Regions from separate parts of the Homo sapiens genome. Here regions 1 and 2 are each linked to region 3. Evidence: read pairs that join two places in POLR2A ChIA-PET (ENCODE). Cell type or tissue: OCI-LY7. All regions are shown on one strand. Each heading gives the region's core, and the rest is flanking DNA. Links, peaks and the distances in the headings are about the cores only.

Region 1 (8,212 bases), core at 1,450-6,449, 370 kb after region 3:
CTGGATTCTCTGACTGTACTTGATTGTGTTTTATATTTTCACTAAGTTTGAGGCCATGGTGTTTGGACGTAATATCCAAGTTCTTTCTTTACCTTAATTCCAGGTGCGTCAGAGGTTGAAATATAAGTCTGACTCATAGAGTGTGCTTCATAAATACAGTGATCCATTGACTTTTTTAAAATTCAGTTTACAATGATGAATTCTTCAGTTGAAAGTCTCTTCTTGACTGATATTTCTGTGCTCATTTCAATCATAATTAGTGTTGGATGAAGATTAGATGAAGATTTTGATACATTACTAAATTCTATTGTTCTTAATTTAAAAGACCTAATTATACCATTGTATCATGTTGATAGTGGTATGTTCTGGTTCTTTGCTGAAAATCTGTAAACTCATATGTAACGTATTATAAACCAGAATAGCAGAGTGTTTATTGGACTTATTCAGTCACCTGTAGTGGATAACACAATTTTCTTCCACTTTCTTTCTTCAGAGGAATCAAAGGGTTCTAGAGATCCCTTACTTCTGGGTCCAGATCCATGGAATTCTTTACAAAAAATAGTCATAAAATTCTTGTAAAACTGTAGAAGAGTCTGAGGTGGTGACAGGGATGGCACTGAAGCCAAATCCTCAAAATGCATCTAAGCTCTGTCTCTGCTGGTTGTGGCTCTGCTGTGCTGTGAGGTCCTATATGCTGCCCATGGTGCTTTCCCACTGTCTTGGGTCTCTAGATGAGAGAGGAAAATGTTCTTATGTGTAGCATCTATGCAGATAAGGAAGCTGTGGATGGAGATGGTGCAGTTGGTTGTTCACAGGTCGGCCTCAGCCTCGGAGTGCTCTGTGGAGGCAGGCGGAGCCACATGATGAGCCTGGCGTGGAGGGCTGTACTGGGGCCTGTGACCACCCAAACACCCTCTGTGCATGTTTTTTCACTCCGTGTTGAAGACGTGAGCTGAGAGCACAGCAGTCACGCCCTCCTGACTGGCTGGTCATGTGGGACTGCTCCTTGGGGCCCCTCAGATGTGGGTTGGAGCTGCGGGAAACACCCTGTAGCTTTTTGAATCTCTTCCACCCTCTCTGGACCTCTCTCCTTCTGGCTTTTCTTCAGGAAGGAAGTAGCCTGCATTTGGTGAGAGTCACTGAGGGTGTGGAGAGGCATGTAGTCTCGCTCTGGATGGCTGAGGCAGCTGAGTGAGGACTAAGGCACTAGTGCTTGCTTGAGCTTGTCTGCCCCATTTGCTTGAATCCCCTTGGGCCTTTGCTGCCCTCTTTCTTCCCCTTTGAGTGCCCTCCCCCTCTTCTAGGAGCCTCATCTTTCCAGGTGTGCTCCAGATGCTGCCTCTTCTTTGTAGTTCTCTCTGTTCCTCCCATTCCCAGCTTCTCCCCTCTGCCAGGTGTAACTGACCACAGCCTCATCTTTGAGCCAATGCCTTGTTTGCAGTGCTCCTCTGCCCCTGATCATTTGGATTGGTCGTCATTATTGTTACAATGTGTTCATCTTTCCACACTGAGGAGTTGTCATGCAGGCACATGGCAGGTGATTAATGAAAGTTTACTGCATCTACACAGCTTCTTGACACAGTGTTGCATTTCTTTTTAGAGGTAAGGTCAGCTTTGGGGAATAGAAGGGAACTGGAATAGGAGTAGAAGAAGGGAACTGGAATAGAAGTAGAAACCGCTGGGTTTAGTCTTGTCCCTGTCCGTGTCTCTGTCTAACAGCAATAATAGTGGCTATAATTTACAGTGTGCCTGCTTTTCTCCAGGAACCATGCCAGGTTCATTGCATGTGTTTCTGTAATTGTTAATGGAGCCTGGAAAGTATTTCTACTTTACTGGTGAGGAAACTGAAGCTTCAGAAACCTAAGTAACTTGCTCAAAGCATGGAACCAATGAGAAATAGTATTTTCAAACCCAGGGCTCTTTCTTGTATTCCAGATTGCCTTAGACTGTCACAAGCCTCTTTGAGCCTGAGATTCCTCAAGTAAAACGAACAATAATTCTGGTAATAATTCTTGCTCCACCTGTCTCACAGAATCATGTAAGGAATAAGGAGATTCTTGATTCTTGATGTGAAAGTGCTTTGTAAATTGTGAAGCACCAAGACAATATAAGATAATATTATCTCAAACCACTATAGATCTTGCTTCACCAGTTATTCTAACTTTATCACAATCACCATCTCTTCCTTTGTATTAGCTTCAAACCCTTTGCCTGCAGACCTGCTAAGATATCTCTTATCTTACAACACAAATAATTACCCTTCTGTGACAGTTGGAGAGACTGTGGTACTATCTCATTTTTTTCCTGCCGAACTTCCCCCAGTCCTACTCTCTCCTGATGCCTCCTCTTTCTAATAGCTACAGTCTGGTTTATAGGCCTGTCAGTCTACCCAGCTAGTGTTTCCAGGTTATCAGCCACCTGCCAGCATGAAATTCAGTAATTTGTTTTACTGCTCAACATCCGTGATGTCTGTAGTTTTCTGTTTGGGTTTTTTTTTTTTTTTTAGCTTGGATTTGAGATCCTAATGTCTGCAGTTTTTGACGGCGCTTACCATGTCCAGTTTCTTAAAATTCTTTCTTCAACACATACCCTCAGACTTCCTGTTCTCTCCTTTTTTATCACCACACTCATTTCTCTTTTTACTTCTCTAAATTGATCGTTCTCAATCTTTGTTCACTGTTAGGCTGCCGTAGGAGTCAATGCAGGGATGTAGTGTTCTCATTGTGACCAGTAGCTCCTCACTCTTGAAAGCATTTTGGGAAATGTGTGTAAGAATGAATGATACAATTACTGTGCTTCCTTTAGTACTTGCTTTAACTTGTAACAGATATTTGTGAAAAACTTCAGTACCTCAGCCTAAACAAAGATGTGCCCTCCTGTTGATTTTTTTTCAACTTCCATGCTGTTATCATGCAGTTATAAAGGATGGTCTCAGGCCTTCTACTTAGTTGTTGTCGTAGCCTTGGGAAGGTTACTTACTGTCTTGTAAACCTGTTTTCTCCATTGTAACATAGGGTGATAGTATTACCTTAAAGGATCGTTTTTGCTGTTAAATGAGATATGTATAAAGGGCTTAGCCCACTGTCATAGTGAGTACTCACCAAATGTTAGTTACCATCATCATCATCATCATCATCATCATTTGGTAGTGATAGTTTTCTGTTTGTAGATTAAATTTAGGGAAAAATGGGCAACATATTTGCAATACAGGTCAAGCATTTCTAATCTGAAATGCTTCAAAATCCAAAACTTTTTGAGTGCCAACATGACACCACAAGTGGATCTCATGTGACAGATTGTCGTGAAAATACAGTTAAAATTTTGTTTCATGCACAAAATTATTTAAACTATTCTGTAAAATTACCTTCAAGCTATGTATATAAGGTGTATATGAAACAAATAAATTTCGTGTTTAGACATAGGTCACATCCCCAAGATATCTCATTATGTATATGCAAATTTTCCAAAATAGAAAAAAAAATCCAAAATCCAAAACATATCCCAAGCATTTTGGATAAGGGATACACAAACTATATTGAACTTCCTCTTGCTATAATAATCATGAATCTTTGCATTTTAAACTGACCTACATGTCACTGCCAGAATAATCTTTCTAAAGCACAGGATTTTGTCATGTCTCTCCTCTTCTTCCTTACTACTAATAGCAGCTATTCCCCCATTGTATGCATTCTGGGGAGATCCAGTAAATGTTGGCAAAATAAAGGGCATATCTCTATTCTTCTCCTCTCTGGTGCCTAGCAAAATTAAGAAAAAGAGCATCAATATATCTATATCTATATGTAACAACAAGACAGATCAGGAGGTCAAGGCAGGAGGAGGGGAATCAGTAAATATTATCTAAAATTGCTAAACCAATAAATAAATGTTTATTTTAAAACCAATAGAGGCCCGTATCTACCAAAAGTATCAAAATTAGGAGGCAGGAGAATCGCTTGAACCCAGCAGGTGGAGGTTGCAGTGAGCTGAGATCATGCCACTGCACGCCTGGGTGATAGAGCATGACTCCGTCTCAAAAAAAAAAAAAATTAAAAACAATAGAGAAACCACCAGAGAAGCTAAAATATAGACTATAAATATCACTAATATATCAAATTATTAGAAAGAAAAAGGAAATGCAGCACACATAGCTAAAGAAGGAAAATAAAGGAAGCATTAAAAGAAACGTAACAGAATTACATTGGCGAGAGTGAGAGCACTAGGTATTTTCATACACTGCAGGTAGGAATGTAAGTTAGAAACAGCTTTTTTTAGAGGATAATTTGGAAATACATATCAAAAAACTTAAGATCTTGTACTCTTTGCAGCAATGCCATTTCTTCAGTTTATCTTATGGATAGGCTTGTGTGGGTGTGACAAGGACATTTCACTATGGCATCACTTTAACAGATAAACTAACAGCAGCTTACCGTCAGTTAAAAGGAACAGAGGCAGACCAAGGCAGGGAAGTGAGCTCTGGGTGTGGCCTAACGGGATGCATTTTCTGTAAAAAAGTTAAAATCAATAATAAAACTGATGAAAAGTCTGGGTTCCTTTAATATCCCCATATGTGGGAAATTCCAAACGATGTCAGTGGTCGGATGCTTCCCCCATTGATGCTTCAGGCTCTCATTGACCTTGCCTCCTCTGCTCATGTACAACACAACAGGAGATGCATGAAATGAGCTTTGTCATGTGTTTGCTGTGGATGACTACACCCATGAAAGAAAACAGGCTAGAGCTTTATATACTAAACTGGAAAGTATTCCAAGTTATATTTTTATGAAAAATATATGTGTAAAAATACATATCATTGATATATTTTTATGTTAAATAAAATTGCGAGATAGTGTGAATGGTATGATTCTATTTGTGCCAAAGTAGGTTTATATATACATAAAGTTTACATGCATAAGCTTCTAAGAGTGTGCATAGGAAATGCCTGGAAGGATACACAAGATATTTACCTCTGGGGGTGGGCATAGTGAGCCAGGGGACAAGACAGTATACTTTTTGCCCATTGTTAATATTTTTGAGGTGTTTTTATTTTAAAACAGGCAGTTTAGAAATTCATTTGTTCCCAATCATTTTAGGGTAATATTGTAATATTATATGAACTTATATTCTATACTTAAATTTTTTTTCCAAGATAAATTGTTTCCTTGAATTTTGCCCAACACATAATGATTGTCATGGTCATTGGATAAGACAGTAAATATTTTTAGGTTATAGTTTAGTAAAATAAGCTGTGTTACTAGCTTTACTGTGTTTCTTTTCCATAAAAATAAATGTTCATTATAATCTTAAGAAGGGTAGAATTTTAATATGTAAAGTTTCTTTTTATTCTCCTTTATTTTTGTGTTTTTATTGTCTGGAAACAAAAAAATGAATTGCTTTTTATAACCAATTATAGTTTAAACTTTCTTGCCTTGGTAGTAGGTTCTATGGGAGGTTTCTGCTCTGGTAAGCTGTGATTCTCTATGGCTGCCTGCCTTTCTTTCCAGTTTTGGGGGCAGCAGTTTGCTCTGTGGCCTTGATTCTCTGCTGAATCTAAGAAGATTCTTGATTTTCAGCTTGTTCAGCTTCCTGCTTGTTAGGATGGAGTGGTGACTTTCAACCTCCTCATGTGCAGGAGTGGAAACCTCAAGCCTGGACCACTTCCTTTTATAGTTTATTTTCTCCCCTCTTTCCATGCACTCCTTTCTCTCAGTTCTTCAGTACCTCTGAACTGTTCTGTGTCTTCCTTCCCACCCCTCCCTCTGGTAGTTCAGGGGTCTGCCCTTTACCTTCTCTGCCCGCATCGCCCTTCCCTAATGGCCCTGTCTCCCTCTATGGCTCTAATATCTGTACAGTGAAGTCTCCTTGTTCTCCTTAGCTTTGGGTCCTGAGTGTCTGGTATCTCATGGGCACTTCACAGTCGGTTCCTCCAAAATGGAGTTTATTTTCTGTGAGCCCTCCATCCTCCTCCCATCATTGCACCTCACCCTCCTCTCTTCTCCCACAAACACACCCAGATTCCCCTCTTCCTTTTTTGTGTTCATTGTGCCGGCTGATTCAGTGACTCTACCATCCACTTATTTGTCCAAGCCAGAAACCTGAGTGTTATTCTAGATTGTTCTGTCTTTCTCATCACCCTCCAAATCCAATCACTCACACAGTCCTGAGACGTTTGCATCTCAAAGGAAAAACACATTCATCCCTGACCCCACTGCCCTCTGTCAGAGTTCACCCTCTGAAGCCTGGAAGTCTGTCCTCCTGTCAGCCCTCCCTGCCTCCTGCATTCCACCCTCCATGCTGTCCACTGTGCAGCATTCCAGAAAACATCAGATGCTCCCCTATGGCCTACAGAAGCTGTCTCCCAAATGGCATCTGTAAGCAATTCATTGAGAGTGTAGTCATAAAATATTAGAAATTCTATGTATATTTATTTTTCTTTATCTCAACTTATAAAAATGTCTGCTTTTCTTTTTGCAATGTGATAAAACAATACCACATGCATATACTTTATGAGTGTACTAATAGAAGGTTGAATACTCAAAAGTTATTTTAGTGTGCATTGGTGAGGAAGCTTAGAGGCCATGGCCTATGGTGCATGGTCCCAGTTCCTCAGCTTAGTGGACCAGGCCCTCTGTTTTCTGGCCCCTGCCTGCCTTTTCCAGACTCCGCTCCCATTCTTTCTACATTTATCCCTGCATTGGTAACTGCTTCATCTTTAACCACATCCTTTCTAGAAGTTACCAGGCTATTTTATGCCATCATACTTTAGTTATACTGTCGCTTCTGCCTAGAATTCCTATTATGATTCCCATTTTCCATTCCTCATCCCAGCCCTGCCTTGCAAAGTCTGATTCCTTTTTTTTTTTTTTTTTTTTTTGAGATGGAGAGTCTTGCTCTGTCGCCCAGGCTGGAGTGCAGTGGCACAATCGTGGCTCACTCAACCTCCGCCTCCTGGGTTCAAGCAATTCTCTGCCTCAGCCTCCCGAGTAGCTGGGATTACAGGCACCCGCCACCACACCCGGCTAATTTTTGTACTTTTAGTAGAGACGGGGTTTCACCATGTTGGCCAAACTGGTCTTGAACTCCTGACCTCATGATCCACCCACCTCAGCCTCCCAAAGTGCTGGGATTATAGGCGTGAGCCACAGCACCCGGCCGATTCTTTCTTGATTCCTATCCGAGAAGCTTTCCCTGGTGCTACTCTGCACTCCACAAGTAAAGTCATCATGCTCTCCTTTGCCCTCCCATTTTGCAGTGCTCATTCGTTCATGCTTCAGCACTGTCTGTTGAGCGCCAGCCGTGTGCCCACTGCACCAGGCCCAGGACACAGTGTAGTTGGTTCACTTCTCTGCCTCTTTCAGTGCCAGCTGCTTAGACACAAAGGCTCTTCATTCTTCTCTTCCAGCACCCCGCAGGTTTGCTGACAGCATGCTTGAGTGAACGAACCAGGGAGCGAGGGCACTGGATCATGAACGTCTCTTTCAACACTAGGATTCTGTTTAAAGAAAAATCAGTCAGAAATTAAGGTGTAAATTTGTGGATGTCCATAGCCAAAGTCTCATTTGTTGTGCAATTTATGTTCACTTACTAAACTCATTCATTTATTAGTAACTATGTTTTTATATTTTTATATATAAATTTGTTGTGGGGACTCATTTTATGGAACGAAGTGTTGTGCAGTTCTAGAATCACAAATAAAGCCAATTGAAAAAAAAATGTGTATTTTGGTAATCCTAAAAAGTAGACATATAATGAGAACCTACAATATTCTAGAGCCATTATTTTTGGCTATGGCTATATATTTTGGCTTGACTTAATGATTCAAATGTAAACATTCAAATCACGTATTTTGGATTTGCTTTGGTTTATATTGGAATATATAGAACAGAAAAAGTTATTTTTGGGTGAAGAATAATTCACCTTACTAGTTACGTTGTCTTTAATTTAAGATATCTAACTATAAAACAGATAAGATCTGATTATTTATATTGCAGGCATTTTTTTCATAAATGAATATTTTACTGGATGAGAACTTTAAATTCACTTAATGTGCCTCAGGATTTTTATTCATTTAATATTTATGTATATAGGTCACAAGTTTCTAGAATATAATTCATAAGGTAAGAGTTACCATTATAACTGAAACTGATCATATTTTGCATGTAAGTATGTATAAGGAATGTATACAGTGAGCAGTTGAGACTGCTTAATTGGGTTA
Region 2 (8,212 bases), core at 2,120-7,119, 110 kb after region 3:
GAACATCACACATCAGGGCCTGTTGTGGGGTGCGGGAAAAGGAGAGGGATAGCATTAGGAGAAATACCTAATGTAAATGAGTTAATGGCTGCAGCAAACCAACGTGGCACATGTATACATATGTAACAAACCTGCACATTGAGCACATGTACCCTAGAACTTAAAGTATAATTTAAAAAAATAAAATAAAATAAAAGAGAGAGCTGGAGTGTGGGCTACAAGCAGGGAAGAGAGATTTTTAAACATTTCTGGAAGACAAAGCAAATACAAATGTGTTACTAGGTGAAACCCAGGAGAGTAAACTGCAGCCCAGAGTAGTCACAGAAGAGGTTGGGGGCGGGAACGTGGGCGCCAATCTTTCCGAAAAATCCCAAGGAACTGTGGGCTCGGGGCCTCCAGGCTTGAAAGGTGAGATGAGGAAAGGTGCGGAGCTGCAGGAGCTCACTGGATGCAGCCTAGGGGTCCCAGCATCAGGCTTCCCCCCCCCTACCATGAAAAGCAGCCGGCATTTACTCCCAGGCTCCAAACTGGAAGGTTCTTCCAAAAAGAAATTAAATAAACTGCCTCAGGAGAATCCTGGCTGCAAGGGTGAGTGTCCTGGCACAAGCCCTCCCTAAAGCAGTTTCCTTCAGTAGGCAGGTCCCGTTTCACAAGAGTCCCAGGCAGGCTCCCATCCTAGGGCTGCACTCCTCAAAGCCCACGCACCCACAGTGAGTCACAGAGGCCTTTATTGTAAAATATAAACAGGCACACGTCCCACTAGGGGTTAAGTTCAACACTGAGAGAACAAGAAACGGAGGTTTAAGCCTCGGTGCAAAGGTGCGAAGGGAATCAGAGGAAGCACTGCTGTGGTCTGAATGTGTCTCCCGAATTCACGTGTTGAAATGTAATCAACAATATGTTGGCATTAAGAGGTGGAGCCTTTAGGCGGTGATTAAATCACGAGGGTGGAGCTCTCATGGATTAGTAACCCTATAAAAGGGCTTGAGGGGCGTGTCCCCCCTTCCCCCTGCAGCCGGGCGATGGCACAGCATTCACCCCTCCAGAGGGCACAGCAGCAAGGCCCCTCTTGGAAGCCAGGATCAGGCCCTATCCAGACACCGAGCCTACCAGTGCCCTGATCTTGGTCTCCCAGACTCCAGAACTGAGAAATCAATTTCGTTCTTTATAAATAACCCAGTTTGTGATATCGTACTATAGCAGCACAAATGGACTAAGATAAGAACTAAGCATAATAATTAAAATTGTGAGAAGCACCAGAATAGTGCGAGTGAGCATCTTCCATAACAGGACTTAAAAATTACCACCTAGATTTAACGTGCCGATAGAGCAGTACACATCTTATTAGAGTTCTGTGAGAGTTCCCACCAAAGTCTAAAACAGAAAGAGGAGAAGAGGCTGCTCTGGGATCTGGGAACTCCCATTTCTTTCTTACCAAGTCTATAGTTTCAATAAAAACTGAAAATGCAGGGAAGAAAAGCTGACGTAGGCGCTGTCATTGGGCTGTTCTATTTCCTATGTGGAATTCACAGACATATAAATATAAGAGTGCTAAGAGTTGGCATGGAGGTACCTTTGGTGAGGAGGTGATTTTTCTCTATGAATGTCCATAAACTCAGAATTGACACTATTTGCTTTTCATATCTTCTGAGAGAAACAGCTGAAGTCGAAAGCAAGTACATTTGCTTTTATTCCTTCCTAGGGCCTTGGGTATTTCTTTTTAACATTTGGCAACCATTTTTCGGGCTCCTTGGGACAACATAGTAGAGACTGTGATGAGGAGTGCTCGTTTCTCTGGGGACAGTTTCCACTGTGCCTGCATACATACAGCATTTTCACTGCCATGGCCACATAACTGACTGAGTGGAGAACCAGGCTTGAGCTTTTTTTTTTTTTTTTTTTTTTTTTTTGCCTCTTGTTCAAAAGGGCACTTGAGTACCCAGCCACTGTGTGATCATCTTGCATTTCACTTTCCTCCTAGACTTAATATCTGCTTTAATTTCTAGTATTTCCTTCACCTGATAGAGCTGTAAAAGCTCTATTTATTCCCTCCACTATTCTGGCAAGCATAAATTTCTTCCTTTTTTTTTTCCCCGTCCTTATCATCTTTTCATGTTGTACTTAATCTGAAGGTTCCCAGAAATATAGTTTTCAGAGAGCAAATGCACTAGAATCCTATCAGTCAATTCCCCAAGTGTTCGGAATAGTGCACAGACTTCACTACATGGCTACCTTTTGAATCCCTGACCCCATATTTGCTGAAACTCACTCGATCTGCTTTATCTAGAATCTTCAGTGAACTTAGGAACAAGATTTTTCTTTTGTTGTCTCTTTCTCTACAGGACTACCTATTATTCACGTGTCTTTTGGCAGGTTCTTGGTTTTATAGCTCTCATGTGGGACCTCTGTAAAGTGCACATGGCCCTCACCTTGAACTTGTTTGTTAAGTTTGCCCTGGAACGAGAGCCAGCTCTGTCGGCCCCAGAACCAGGGGATTCCACATTGGAAACAAACAATCACCGAATTGTCAGTACTTAGACCCAGTGAGACACAAAGCGAGTGCTGTTCTGTACATGTGGCTGGTGACCCACTGCTGAGCAATGCACCTACAGGCTTGGCCACTGCTGCACAACTGCTCAACTGAAGTGAGGGGACAGGAAACCAAAACACCTGCCAGGATTCCCACCCATGTCAATGGTGGAATGGTTTCCATTTTCATATACAAGGAAAAGTTGAGTGTGGAGAAAAATAACTTTTGGTTTCTAACAGATGAGAAATAAAAGATGGGGAAGATTTCTTTTAATTAGAAATCTTAGGCCAGGTAAGGTAGCTCACAACTGTAATCTCAATGTTTTGGGAGGCCAAGGCAGAAAGATCACTGAGGCCAGGAGTATGAGGCCAGCCTAAGCAACACAGAGAAGCCCTGTCTGTACAAAACAGTAAAAAGTCAGCCAGGCATAGTGGTGTACACCTGGTGTCCAAGCTACTTGGGAGGCTGGGGCAGGAGGGTTGCAAGAGTCCAGGAGCTCAAGGCTGCAGTGAGCCATGATTGTGCCACTGCACTCCAGCCTGAGTGACAGAGAAAAGAAAATAAAAGAAATCTTCTTTGGGCTGCTGTAATAAAGTACCACAGATTGGGTAGCTTAAACGACAGAAACGTATTTCTCACAGTTCTAGAAGCTGGAAGTTCAAGATTAAGGTGTCAGCAGGCTTGGTTTCTTCTGAGGCCTCCCTCCTTGGCTTACAGGTGGCCGTCTTCACCCTGTGTCTTCACAAGGTCTACCCTCTGTGTGTGTCTGTGTCCTAATTTCTTAAGAGACACCAGCTGATTGGATTAAGGCCCACCATAAGGGCCTCATTTTTCCTTAATCAGCTCTGTAAAGGCCCTGTCTCCAAATACAGTCACATGTGGAGGTACTGGGGATTAGGGCTTTGACCTATGAATGTTAGGGGGGACACAATTCGGCCCTTAACAGAGAGCTTTTATGTGCTTTCCATTTCTATCCTTTCCTCCATTTCTATTCTAAAGCACATCCTCCGTAGGCCTATTTTAGCTGCTTCAAATCTCACCCTTTTCTTTTTCCACTCATTCAACATCTATTTATCAAGTTTATTTATCAGGCTCTCTCATTGTGCTTGGTGCTGGCAATCCCAGAATGACTCCTGCCACTGAGAAGAAATTGATATGTCAAAAAAAAAAAAAGTAAGAAGTCAGGCGCAGTGGCTCACACCTGTAATCCCAGCACTTTGGGAGGCTGAGGCAGGCGGATCACTTGAGCCCAGGAGTTTGAGACCAGCCTGGACAACACGGCAGATCCCCGTCTCTACCCCCCAAAATACAAAAAATAAAAATAAAAATTAGCCTGGCATGATGGTGTGCACCTGTAGTCCCAGCTACTCTGGAGGCTGAGGTGGGAAAATCCATCGAGCCTGAGAGATGGAGGTTGCAGTGAGCCATGATCATGCCACTGCACTCCAGCCTGGGCAACAGAGTGAAACTCTGTCTCACAGAAACAAAACAAAACAAAACAAAACGATTGTAAGAAGCCAAGAGGTACCATAGTGGAGGTAAGAATAAAATGTGTGGAGTTCAGAAGACCAAGTGACTTCTTCTCCCTGGAAGCAGGCAGGTCTGAGAAGAGAAGATGACAAGTAGCTCCTAAAAGGATGGACATGAGACTGTCAGGCAGAGAAAATGGAGATGACACCATTCTAGAAAAGAGGAACAAAAAATCACAAAGCACAGGTGTGTGAAAGGGTTTGGCATGGCCTCTGGCGAGGAGCTGGGGGAGTGAGCATGAATAAAACTGGAGAGGAGGCTGCAGCCAGGCTAAGAAAATTAGGACTTTATCCAGAGTTTAAAACATTAACTAACAAGTTATTATATCAAAATCTATGGCACTTACTATGTGCAAAGCACTGTTTTTAGATTATTTAGATAGATCCTCAGTTAATTGTGCCTTATTAATTAGACTCTTAGCTCATCAAAGATGGGAACTTCCCCTAATACTTTATTTGCATTCCACATGCCCCTCTCATTGTCACTATGAGTGAAGGAGTAAATGAAAAGGAATCGGCTTCTTTCCGAGGAGCTCTTGTCTCTAAGGGATGCCTTGTATCTATCCACGAAGATGAAGATACCTGCATATGTGGGTATATACAAAATACTTTCCCTTAACTGCATATTTGAATAAATGGTTAAGGGAAAGTGTTTTAAGGATTAGCGGATTTATGCCTGCCTTGAGAATTGTAAAACCAAACCTCTCTAAAAATTGAGTGGGCTAAATTGCTTTTTCATTTTATAGACTGATGGAACCAGGATCCCTTTAAATTAAGATGAAGTAAAATCCTTTTTGTCAAAACACCAAACATTCTTTCCAAAAAAACCCAAAAAACAAAAAAAAAAAACCCATTCTAGCTTTACATTGTTCAACAAATCCAAACGGTTCACCCCACCGTGACCTTTCCTTACTGGGATTTTCTCAGCACGTACACATGTGGTGAGCAGACTGACACGGACATTCTCAAACGTGTCATCTACAGCTCTCTAACAGTTTTATATAAGTAATTTCATTTATAAAATCATTAAAATCACAACGTTCCTATGTCCCCATCAATGAGAAAGGCTGCAGGAAAAGAGTAAGTAAGCATTGAAAGTGCTGGAATCGGCCCTACTTAGAGTCACTCCTAATCAGCTAATCACAGAGAAAGTGACATGTCTGAGCAGCGCTGGTGTGAGGACACTCCCTTTAAGATTTTCCCCCTCAGGAATAGTGGCACGGCAGCTCTGGACACCACCCTGTAACTCTGAAAGGGATGAAAATTCTCTGGAAAGGGATGTAGATGCTTGAGTGTGGGCTTCTCTACAGGGAAACCTTATCTCACTACCCTCTTATCCTTCCTCCCTTCTTTCCCTGCCACTGGAAAATAGCACCTTCTGCCAATTTTGTAGTTACAATATATAGAAATACATATAGATACATCTAGTGCACCTATATGTGTGTAATTATATATAGACAGTTATACAAGCTATATGTTTAAGTAACATTTTGGTGCTCTGGCAGGCATTTTTTACCATATGTATTTTCTTCTCTCTCTCTCTCTTCTCTCTCTCTCTCTCTCCTCCCCTGCTCTTTTCTTTCTTGTTTTTTTTTTTTTTTTTTGAGACAGGGTCTTGCTCTGTTGCCCAGGCTGGAGTACAGTGGTGTAATCACAGCTCAGTGTAACCTCAAACTCTTGGTTCCAAGCCATCCTCCCACCTCAGTCTCTTCAAGTGCTGAGATTAAGGTGCAAGCCACCGCACCCAGCCTATACTGTACATGATAGGACAAACAGCAACACTATTTGCATTTTCAAATTATAAGTGTGTAAAGACTAGACATAGGTAAAGAAAATAAACTGGTAATAACCTGGTTTAGCATCTGTGGAATATGTAGGGAGGTCAATAACTACTCTGTATTTGTTCATTTCCCATTTTGACGTATTCAGAACTATTTTTAAAGTGAAGTTCATGAGATTCTTCTGCCCTCATTATGCCTGACAATGAAACCCAAGAATGACTTAACATATCTGATTTATTATTTTTCATTTTACCTCGTAAAAAATTGTTTAACTCATCTCTTCAACAAAAGGTGCTGGGAAAACGGGATAGCCACATGCAAAGGAATAAAGTTGAGTCCTGATTTTACACCATATAATCAGCTCAAAATGGGTTAAAGACCTGAAACTAAAATTCCTAGAAGGAAAACATAGGGAAAAGTCTCCACGATGTTGGTTTTGGCAAAGATTTCTTGGGTATAACACCAAAACCATCGGCAACAAAAGCAAAAATAAACTAATGGAATTATGTGGAACTTAAAAAATTTCTGTGAAGTGGCTGGGCGTGGTGGCTCATGCCTGTAATCCCAGTAGTTTGGGAGGCTGAGGTGGGTGGATCACCTGAGGTCAGGAGTTTGAGACCAGCCTGGCCCACGTGGTGAAACCCCATCTCTACTAAAAATACAAAAATAGCCAGGCTTAGTGGTGGGCACCTATAATCCCAGCTACTCAGGAGGCTGAGGAAGGAGAATCACCTAATCCCGGGAGAAGGAGGTTGCAGTGTGCCAAGATTGCGCCACTGCACTCCAGCTTGGATGATAGAGTGAGACTCCATCTCAAAAAAAAAAAAAAAAAGAAATTCTGTGAAGCAAATGAAAAAACCAACAATCTAAAGAGGACATTTATAGAGTAGGAGAAAATATTTGCAAACCATGTATTTGATGAAGAGTTAATATCCAGAATATATAAAGAACTCCCACAACTCAACAACAACAAAAACAAATAACCCAATTTAAAAATGGATAAAGGACTTGGATAGGCATTTCTCTAAAGAAGATACGCAAGTAGACAATAGGCACATGGAAAGATGTTCAACGTCATTATAAATTAGCAAAACGCAAATCAAAACCACAATGAAATACACTCACACCTGTTAGAGTGGCTACGATCAAGAAAAACAGAAAATAACAACTGCTGCTAAGGATGTGAAGAAATTGGAACCCTACGCGCTGTTAGTGGGAATGTAAAATGGTGCAGCTGCTATGGAAAAAATATAGAAATTTCTCAAAACATTAAAAATAAAATCACCATATGATCCAACAATCCTACTTCTGGGTATATATCCAAAAGAACTAAAAGCAAGGTCTTGAGCAGATATTCGCCCACCCATGTGTGTTGCAGCATTATAAACAATAGCCAAAAGACGGAAGCAACCCAAGTGTCCATCAATGGACCAATGGGCAAAGAACATGTGGTAAACACACACAACAGAATATGATTCTGCCCTAAGAAAGAAGACAATTTTGTCATATACCACAGCACAGATGACATTTGAGGACATTAAGCTACATGAAATATGTCAGTGGCAAGAGATAAATACTGAACAATTCCACTTATATAGGTGCGTGATTCCACTTCTACGGATTAGTAGAGACAGAAACTGTAATGTTACCAGGAGCTGAGAAAAGGGGGAAATGAGTTGTTCAGTGAATATAGAGTTACAAGTTTTCCAACATAAAACACTCTGGGGATCTTCTGCATGAGAATGTGCATAGGGTTAACACTACTATACTGTACACTTAAAAATGGTTAAGGTGGTAAGTTTTATGTGTTGTTTTTTTTCACCACAATTTAAAAAATAGTTAAATTGAATACACAGCAGTATTAAATGGGTTACAAGAAAAAAGTATCCAAGCTGGATGACAAATAAGCAAACCATGGGCTAGCATTAAACCATGAAAAAAAATCAAGTACAACAGTGGTCATAATGCTGTTGAACTGAGGATAAACTGTTTATCCAACATAGCGAATGTTCATGGTGCATCTGTATGATGAAATGGTATACGGACTTTAAGAAAAGTTTTGAAAATTATATGTGTTTGAGTGTGTGGCGAGAAAGAGAAGAGAGGATAAGAAGTAAATAGATGAGAACAGTAGAGGAGCAACAGGGGCCAGGGCCATCAGGAGGAGTGGAGGCACCAAAAGTCACTTAACCTACAGCACAGCTTCCCCTGCACACTCAAGTGTATGCGAATTTCCCCTTGAGAGTGTCCACCAGGTTGCTGTTGCCTATTTATCATGCACTCTCAGGATGGTCATAATTCCCAGGAATAATGCTGTGCTACTGTCAGTCACATGAAATAGAAGTTTTTCTTTCCCTTTTCAATGCCCTAAA
Region 3 (8,212 bases), core at 1,572-6,571:
TGTATGAACTTTAGAATGAAACTTTTTTTTTTTTTTTTTTGGTGATAATGAGAATTTGCACCAAAAACAAACAAACAAAAAAATGAAACAAACAAACAAAAAAGCTTCTGACCAGTAATTTTTAAATAAAAACTTAAATTTGAAATTCAGGAATATAGAACAGATTAAATGTACAAAAAAGCAGGAAGGTTTTTGTAATATACTCATCATGTACATCAGGAGTGTCTAACCTTCTGGCTTTCCTGGGTCACATTGAAAGAATTGTCTTGGGCCACACATAAAACACACTAACACAACTGCTGATGAGATTAAAAAAAAAATCGCAAAAAAAAAAACCCCTCATAATGTTTTACCAAAGTTTACGAATTTGTGTTGGGCCACATTCAAAGCTTCCCTGGGCCACATGCAGCCTGCGGCCCACTGGTTAGAGAAGCTTGATTTACATGATAACAAAGTGACACTGAAAGAAAACATATTGAAATCCAAAATGCTGAAGGAGTGAGTGCAGACCCTTAAATCACAGCTGCACAGAATGTTGCCCTAGGGAACATGTGACCCCTATTCATGCCAGTGAGGATGCTAGGGCCCAGTGAGGCTGAGTAGCTTACTACCATTGCTGTAGTGACAGCCCAGCAGGGTGGAAATCAGAGGGTCCACCCCAGCACTGCTACCTCCTGGCCAGAACCTGGGGGTCATGCTAGACCCTCTTCCTTCCCTACAGATTACACCAGGTCTAAGCGACTCTACTGCATGCCCACCAGCCCTTTGTCGGCATGGTGGCTGGTGCCTCATTCCCAGCCTGCATTACCTTCCACCTGGATGACCATGGTCTGGCTCACTGCCCACCCATCCTTCACTCTGCTGCCAGAGTCCATTCCACACTGCAGATGGGTGTGTCACTGAACCAGGGTCACTGGCTGCCTGTGGACTTTGAGGAGATGTTGAATGTCCTGTGCCTAATACAGGACGCCTTTCCCTCCAGCAGGGCTGAGCTATTTGTCATGATCCTCACACCACCATGCCTTTGCGAGTTTTGTCTGCTCTCAGGCTCTTTCTCCAGCCATTGTTATCTCTCTGTTTTGGGAACCACAATTCCCAGATTCCTGACAAATGGCTTCTGTCCAGGTTTGGCAGTGGGCAGTGGTGGTGGGAGGTGACTTGAGGGTTGGGGGAAGGGAGTTGCCACAGTATTTTGTGGGCACGTGCAGCAGCTGTGGTGTCTCTGTGGCTCCAGCCCTGCTGGGAAGCTCCTCCCTCCCAGGTCCGAGGTCCTGTGGGCAGCACCAACTCCCAGCTCAAGCAACACGCCCTCTTGTTTACCACTCCAGCCCAGGGGCTGGTAGCAACTTCCTGCTATTGCACTGTCTTCTGTTTCTCAGCTGTATAAAAATAACCCCTGTATTAGATTCTCTGTTTGAAATACCTAGAAACAGTTCTCTAATGTTTCCCACACTGCCCGGTCATTCTGCTTTCCTTGTCTGCCTTCTCCACTAACCTCTCTGAGGAGCATGGAAAGTTCTCTATAGGCAGAAGCCTTGTCTTATTTCACTGTGTTCTCAGCATGTGTCTGTTGAATGACTGGCTGAAGGGGCTGCTGGCTTTGCACATCTCAGGTCTGATACCCCAACATCTGGGCCAGATGGTTCTTTGTTGTGGGAGCAGACCTGTGCTTTGTAGGATGTCTAGCAGCAACTGTGGCCACTGATGCTATTAGGAAGAAGAATTGTAATAAAAAGAGAGAGAGTGCTGAAAACCATGAATGTGCTACCAATTAGTTTCAGAATAGTTTTTCTGAAATTACTGGAAAAAAGTTTTAAGAGACTCAATCTTGCTATGTTGCCCGGGGTGGCCTCAAATTCTTAGACTCAAGTGATCCTCTCACCTCATCCTCCAAGTAGCTGGGATAACAGGTACATACCATGGCCAGTTAAAACCACTGAAATTTATCATTTCCTTTTTTTTGTTTTTGTTTTTGTTTGTTTGTTTTGTTTTGAGACAGAGTCTTGCTCTGTCATCCAGGCTGGAGTACACAGTGGCACAATTTCAGCACACTGCAACCTCGCCTCCCACACTCAAGTGATCCTCCCACCTCAGCCTCCCAAGTATCTGAGATTGCAGGCACATGCCACTATGCCCCACTAATTTTTGTATTTTTAGTAGAGACAGGGTTTCACTATGTTGGCCAGGTTGGTCTCAAACTCCTGACCTCAAATCGTCCTCCCACCTTGGCCTCCCAAAGTATTGGGATTACAGGCATGAGCCACCATGCCCAGCCATAATTTACAACATTCATAAAGAGAAAGCATCCAAGGTCCTAATTTCAGAGATGAAGTTATTCCCCAGGCCTAATGCCAGACACCGTCCTTCCTCTTCCTAGCCCCAATATACATACCTTAGTAAAAGAAAGAAGCCCCCTTACCCTTTGATCTGGTACCTTCAGGGTCTCTCTGTGTAAGGAGTAGGTAAGATGCTTCAAAAGAGCATCTGTAGCTCTGGCGTCACTTAAGTATTCAATCACTGAAGTTCAATGTTTGTGAATTGAAAGTATATGGACAAATGCAACTAGAATAAGCGTATCTTTTGGAAAGGTGTCAATTTCATACAAGCGTGTGATTGTCTTGGCTTGCCTTATGGGGGTTACTGGGCTAAAACACATTCCTGTGGGTGAGAATGGTGTTTCCCCAATAGGGATTCATATTTGCTTTGTCAATCCTCTGGGGTGATGGGGTGCAGAAAACAAGGATTTGCAAAGGCAGGTCTTAGACCACAAAGGAAAATCTTCCTTCTGTGTCTAAAGTTGCAGGTCAGGCTGGTGTAGTGAGAGATGAAAGGGCAGGTAGGTCTGAGCTTGTGCGAAAGATGCTGGCATCCTCCATAATGCCCCTCCCTGCCTGCGTCCCCAACCTCTGCACAGTGACAGCCTCTGAGCTCCTCTTCCTCCAATCTCACAGCAACCTTGGAAGGCTCCAGGGGAGCTGTTGCCAGTCACAGCCCTCAGCCCTGAAGACTGCCCTGCGTCTTGACTTCCTACAGCCATGGCCTGTCCACCACCTTTCTGGTGGTAAACAAGATTGCAGCAGTAACAATGAAGTTCCCGGTTAGGACTACCTCATGCCTGCAACCCATGCCAAAACTGATGTCACCACAAGACTGCACCTCCCCCACATTTACCATTCAGGGCAATGAAAATTTTCCAGATGGATGGCCCTAATCCTGAAGGCACTGTGATGGTCACTGGAGCAAAAACAATGTCTCTGCTTGGCAGAGGCAGACTGGCCCAAATCTGGAGCTGTGTTCACTGAGTTCACAGGCTAAGTCACCCAACAGTGCAGTCAGCACAGAATACCCCTAAAGGGAATGATGTAGCTTTTACATCCACAGCTTAATTAGACATACTTAATAACTGTGTGTAAGAGCATATATGTGTGTTGCATTTTATTTTTGCTGCATTTATTTTAGTGTTCAATTTTTTTGTCTTTGCATAAAATGTGTTTCCAGGCAGAGCCCCAATTTATAGCTTTGCATTCTGAGGAAATGAGATTAATTTTCAACTCAGCTTCCACCCAGCAGCCTATCAGGTCTTAAGGTAGGGGATGTCCCCACAGACCATTTTGCCACTGTTGAGGACAGAGGCCCAGAAGAGGCCCTTTCCCTGTGCTGTGCAATCAAGTGTCTCATCCTCTCAAATTAGTTTTACACATTAAAGCAGTTGCTGAAATGCCTTCTGCTTCTAATTTAAACTGTCTTCTAATTGAACTGAGATTTGCATATTGTTTTCTTGCAAGCCCTCCCTGCCTCTTGGCACACATCTCCTCATTTAGGACATGCACGACAGTCATGTGACATGATGCCACCAATGAACCAAGCCAGAGGTGACCAGCTACTCCTCCTGAACAGGGGTCCCTGGAGCACACACCCCATCTCTCAGAGGCGATCTGTGAGACTTTGTTAGAGGTGGAGGTTCTCATTGCCAGCGCGTCCTCAGGGAGACGCTGTGCTCGAACATAACCAACACACAGAATTCAGGAATACTCTGGTATAATATCCCAGGGACATGGCTCCTTTGACACAGCTTAATAATGTTTTAAATATGTCAGATGCTCAGTGGGGACTGAAATGAAAGCAAGTACTATATTCTGACTTTTGCGAGAAGTTCAAAACCAGCTGAGTTTAGTTGCTAGGAAAACTAAAGAATCACTAATACTTAAATATGTTGAATCTCAAAAAGGAAAGCGGAGATGCAAGATGAGACAAGGTTATGTTACCCTTTACAAGGCAGAAGCAAATGGGAAGTGAGAGTCCCCATGCAACTAAGGAGGGAAACAGATGTGCTGCTGACAACACAGATGCAGGGAACCCAGTGATGACTGGACAACACCAGGGAGCATCCCTCTCAGCAAGACTGAGGGACAGGTGAAGGGGAGGAAGGGCAGCAGCTGAGGCTAAGAATTTGGGGTCAGGGTTCTTTGCTTTGAATTGCTTTGTTATGTGACCTGTGCTAGTCACACAACATCCCTGAACCCAGCTTTCTCCATGGGATCCTAAAATTTCTTTTAGAGCAGTTTCTTTTACTTTTAGAGAAGCACATGCATTGTAAAGAGAAAATTCTCATCAAAATATTAATTATTCTCATGGCGTGACACCTTTCTTGGTAACATGTAAAGTTGATAGTTATAGGTCATTGCTAATAGGGAATGGTATTCTGGGTCAAAATTTCCAGATCCAAAGACGTGAAGCAATCTGTTGAAAAGTCAATGGATTTAAGTTTATTGTACATGCATCTGGCCTTAGGTAAAAGTGTCTATGGAGGTGCAGAAGATGTACCACATGTGCAGGTGGCTGCTTTGGGGTTGATCTGCTTTGTGATTCACAGATGGAAGCACTGCCTACTCCCTGCAGTCATCCTGCTGCCTCAAAGGTCAAGGCCAGATAGAAGTGATGTGCCACCAGGCTCAGTCAGAGATTGGCAAAGATCACCTGAATGCGGATCTGGAGAAGGTGATCGCTTTTCCCAAAGGATGCCTCTGAAACCAAACATATATAAAATGCCATTATTTCATTTCAAAATTAGCTGTATCTTTTCTCCATGAGTATGGATCATACATGCCTTCAGATTCCTTCAACCCTGACTCAGATAATAAATACCAGAAGGTAAAATGTTCTGTAAACTGTTGAACAAGTAGTATTCTAAATATCAATTTTTAAGTCACTTGTTCAGACTTGAAGACACATTTTTTCCTATAAGATTCTCGTATCATCTTCCCCTTCCCACTTAATTTATAATGTAAACAAATTATGTTAAAAATATTAATAGGATCGCTATATTAAAGTTGTTCATTAGTAATATACTAAAATAAATGAAGTCATACTTCTATGAAAAGATGAACTGGATCTTTGACTTAGAAGCTTGAATGGTAGCAGAATGAGAAAAAGGACAGGGAGAAGGGTGTTGTCCTCTTTCTAGGATAAGAAAGACCCTGGCCGGGCATGGTGGCTCACATCTCTAATCCCAGCACTTTGGGAGGCCGAGGCAGATGGATCATGAGGTCGGGAGTTTGAGAGCAGCCTGGCCAATATGGCGAAACCCTGTCTCTACTAAAAATATAAAAATTAGCCGGGCATGGTGGCCCACACCTGTAGTCCCAGCTACTCGTGAGGCTGAGGCAAAAGAATTGCTTGAACCCAGGAGGTGGAGGTTACAGTGAGCCAAGATTATGCCACTGCACTCCAGCCTGGGTTTCAGAGCCAGACTCCATCTCAAAACAAAAACAAACAAAAAAAGACCCTTTGCAGTGTTCCGAAGTGGGTACTGTGTCTCTGGCATCCTGTGACTCTCCTCCCTATGATCATCATCTCTGAGCTGCTCTCATCACCCTCTCACCCCCACAATGTTCCTTAATACAAGCAGTCACTTCAGCCTCCTGACCATCTTCCTCCTCCAACTTCTCCGTGCAGGAGTCTGTCCTTGGTGCTGTGGAGACGGGCCGACCCAAGCAGGGCAGCACACAGGTGTCATCACTGTAACTTCCTCTGCTGCGATGTGCTATTGCACCTAAGGTCAGACCCGCTCCAAGGTCAGCTCCTCTAAACCACCGGCCACATGCCTATCCTCATGGTACATCTACCACATGGTGAGCTGGTTTTGTTTGACTGTTGTTTACTGTGGTTTCTCCCAACGGCAGCAACTTCAGGGGTCAATAACACAAGTGGCTCAGCAAGAGCCCTTACCTATGAAGTAAGCAAGATTCAGGAGGCTGAGCCTGCCTATCCACCAAACAAAGCCAGCCTTTCTTTTTTTCAATATCTGGCAAAGTGACTGCGCAGGCATGTGTTTCAGTGTGACCCACTTAACTGTGTTTAAACTTAATTTAAAAATCAATGCTGGCTTCACCCTTTCCCTCTCCTCTCCTCCCCACAAAACCTGTCAAAGTCTGCTGGTTCATTTCTTTTCCGATTAGAATGTCAGAACTTTAACGATATGGAATCAACTCTCTAAGTCCCAATAGTTCTTCTTAGGCCAAGTATCCTGATGCAACAGAGTCAGGTGGTTTGGCAATAACCAATGCCTCAGTTGCCCCTGGGGTGGTTACATAAGCACTTCAGGACCACATGAAGCAAGGAACGCAGGCAAAGCTACCTACGACTGTCATCATCTGAGTGAACATAGCTTAGAAAGGAACACTGATGTCCTCCATTTAAATGAGGTACCTGTGGTTTGTTTCCCTCGACCTTTTTTTTTTTTTTTTTCTTAAACAGGGTCTCACTCTGTCACCCAGGTTGGAGTGCAGCCTGGTGCGGGCTGGAGTGGCCCAATCACAGCTCCCCACAGCCCTGAACTCCTGGCCTCAAGCAATCCTCCCTCCTTGGCCTCCCAAAGTACTGGGACTACAGGCAAGAGCCACCGCACCTGGCCTCCTTCATCTCTGAACAAGAAAGAACTTCCTATGAGACTTGATTCATTCATTCATTCAGTAAATATTTCCTTGGTCCCTCGTGTCTGAGTGGAACTGGGGTAGACACACTAGTAGGGGAATGGCGAACAGCTGATGAGGTTCAGCCATCAGAGAGCTCCAGCCACGTGGGGAGCACTGGTGTTGTTATGAAGCCTGAAGTGGCCTCCTTCAGCCGACACACGGATGCTCTAATGCCAGAGAAAGGACGGATGTTGGGGTGCAGGGAGCTTAAGACAGAGACCCCAGCTGGAGGACGACAGGCAGGGACAGGGTGGGGGAGCCTAGGCCTTTGATTGGGGTTTACTCTAAAGGTCATGGGAGCCGGCAGCAGAAGTTCTGGCAGCAGAGGCCATCATCGTCAGTGCCACCGGATGAGATAATCCTGGCCGTGGGCTGGGGAGAGGTGATGGGGAGAGAGTCAACATGGCCTGCTGACCAGCTGGACAACATGGAGAGAGGGGAGAGACAGGTGATTCCCACCATCAGGCTGGGTCCAACGGAGATGCACCTTACTAAATAAATACACAATATTTACTAAATAAATAAAAATCCTCAACAAAATCAAGGCTAAAAATCATAGGACTATCTCAACAGATACAGAAAAAGCCTTTGACAAAATTCAACAGTCTTTCATGATAAAAACTCTCAACAAATATGGCATACAGGAATGTTCTTCAACATAGTAAGACCATATATGACAAGTCCACAGCTAATATCATACCCAATAGTGCAAACCTGAAAGCTTTTCCTCTAGCATCAGAAATAAGATAAGGATGTCCACTCTCACCACTTCCATTCAACATAATCCTGGAAGTCCTAGAAAGAGCAAATGGGCAAGAGAAAGAAAGAAAGGCAACCGAATCAGAAAGGAAGAAGTTAAATAGTCTGTTTGAAAATGATGTTATCTAATATACAGAAAACCCTAAAGACTACCATAAAACTGTTAGAACTAATAAACAAATTCAGTAAAATTGCAGGATAAATATCAACATGGAAAAATCAGTTGAATTTATTTTCTTCAGTTGCATTTCTAGACACTAACAATGTACTATCTGAAAAGAAATCAAGAAAACAATCAAATTTGCAAAAGCATCGAAAAGAATAAAATACTTAGGAATAACTTTAATCAAGGAGGTGAAAGATCTGTACACTGAAACCTATAAAACATTGATGAAAGAAACTGAAGAAGACACAAATAAATGGAAAGATATCCTATAAACATGAATTAGGAGAATATCATTAAAATGTCCATACTACTG

The links. Peaks named below come from ENCODE experiments on the same cell type or tissue, not always from the same donor. Only the 100,000 strongest peaks of a DNase experiment are listed, where the experiment ranks them.
Region 1: POLR2A ChIA-PET joins it to region 3 with 5 read pairs; 1 of 35 experiments calls an interaction of 5 or more read pairs at or near these places.
Region 2: POLR2A ChIA-PET joins it to region 3 with 7 read pairs; 1 of 35 experiments calls an interaction of 5 or more read pairs at or near these places.

Annotation. Positions count from the first base shown.
Region 1 is chr13:23,841,757-23,849,968 of GRCh38, reverse strand. All of the region lies in intron 10 of MIPEP (mitochondrial intermediate peptidase), which reads left to right. Among named protein-coding and RNA genes, the nearest start is that of PCOTH, 43 kb to the left of the region's middle. In OCI-LY7, for the core only: no CTCF peak of the experiment used is centred there; a DNase peak (open chromatin) is centred at 4,008; H3K4me3 peaks cover 288 bases.
Region 2 is chr13:24,100,936-24,109,147 of GRCh38, reverse strand. It overlaps a transcript of SPATA13 not described here. Among named protein-coding and RNA genes, the nearest start is that of SPATA13, 56 kb to the left of the region's middle. In OCI-LY7, for the core only: no CTCF peak of the experiment used is centred there; a DNase peak (open chromatin) is centred at 4,227.
Region 3 is chr13:24,210,832-24,219,043 of GRCh38, reverse strand. All of the region lies in intron 1 of SPATA13 (spermatogenesis associated 13), which reads right to left. Among named protein-coding and RNA genes, the nearest start is that of SPATA13-AS1, 40 kb to the left of the region's middle. RefSeq lists an enhancer at 1,219-1,498. In OCI-LY7, for the core only: a CTCF peak has its summit at 3,987; DNase peaks (open chromatin) are centred at 3,703 and 4,313; H3K4me3 peaks cover 1,054 bases; H3K27ac peaks cover 2,489 bases.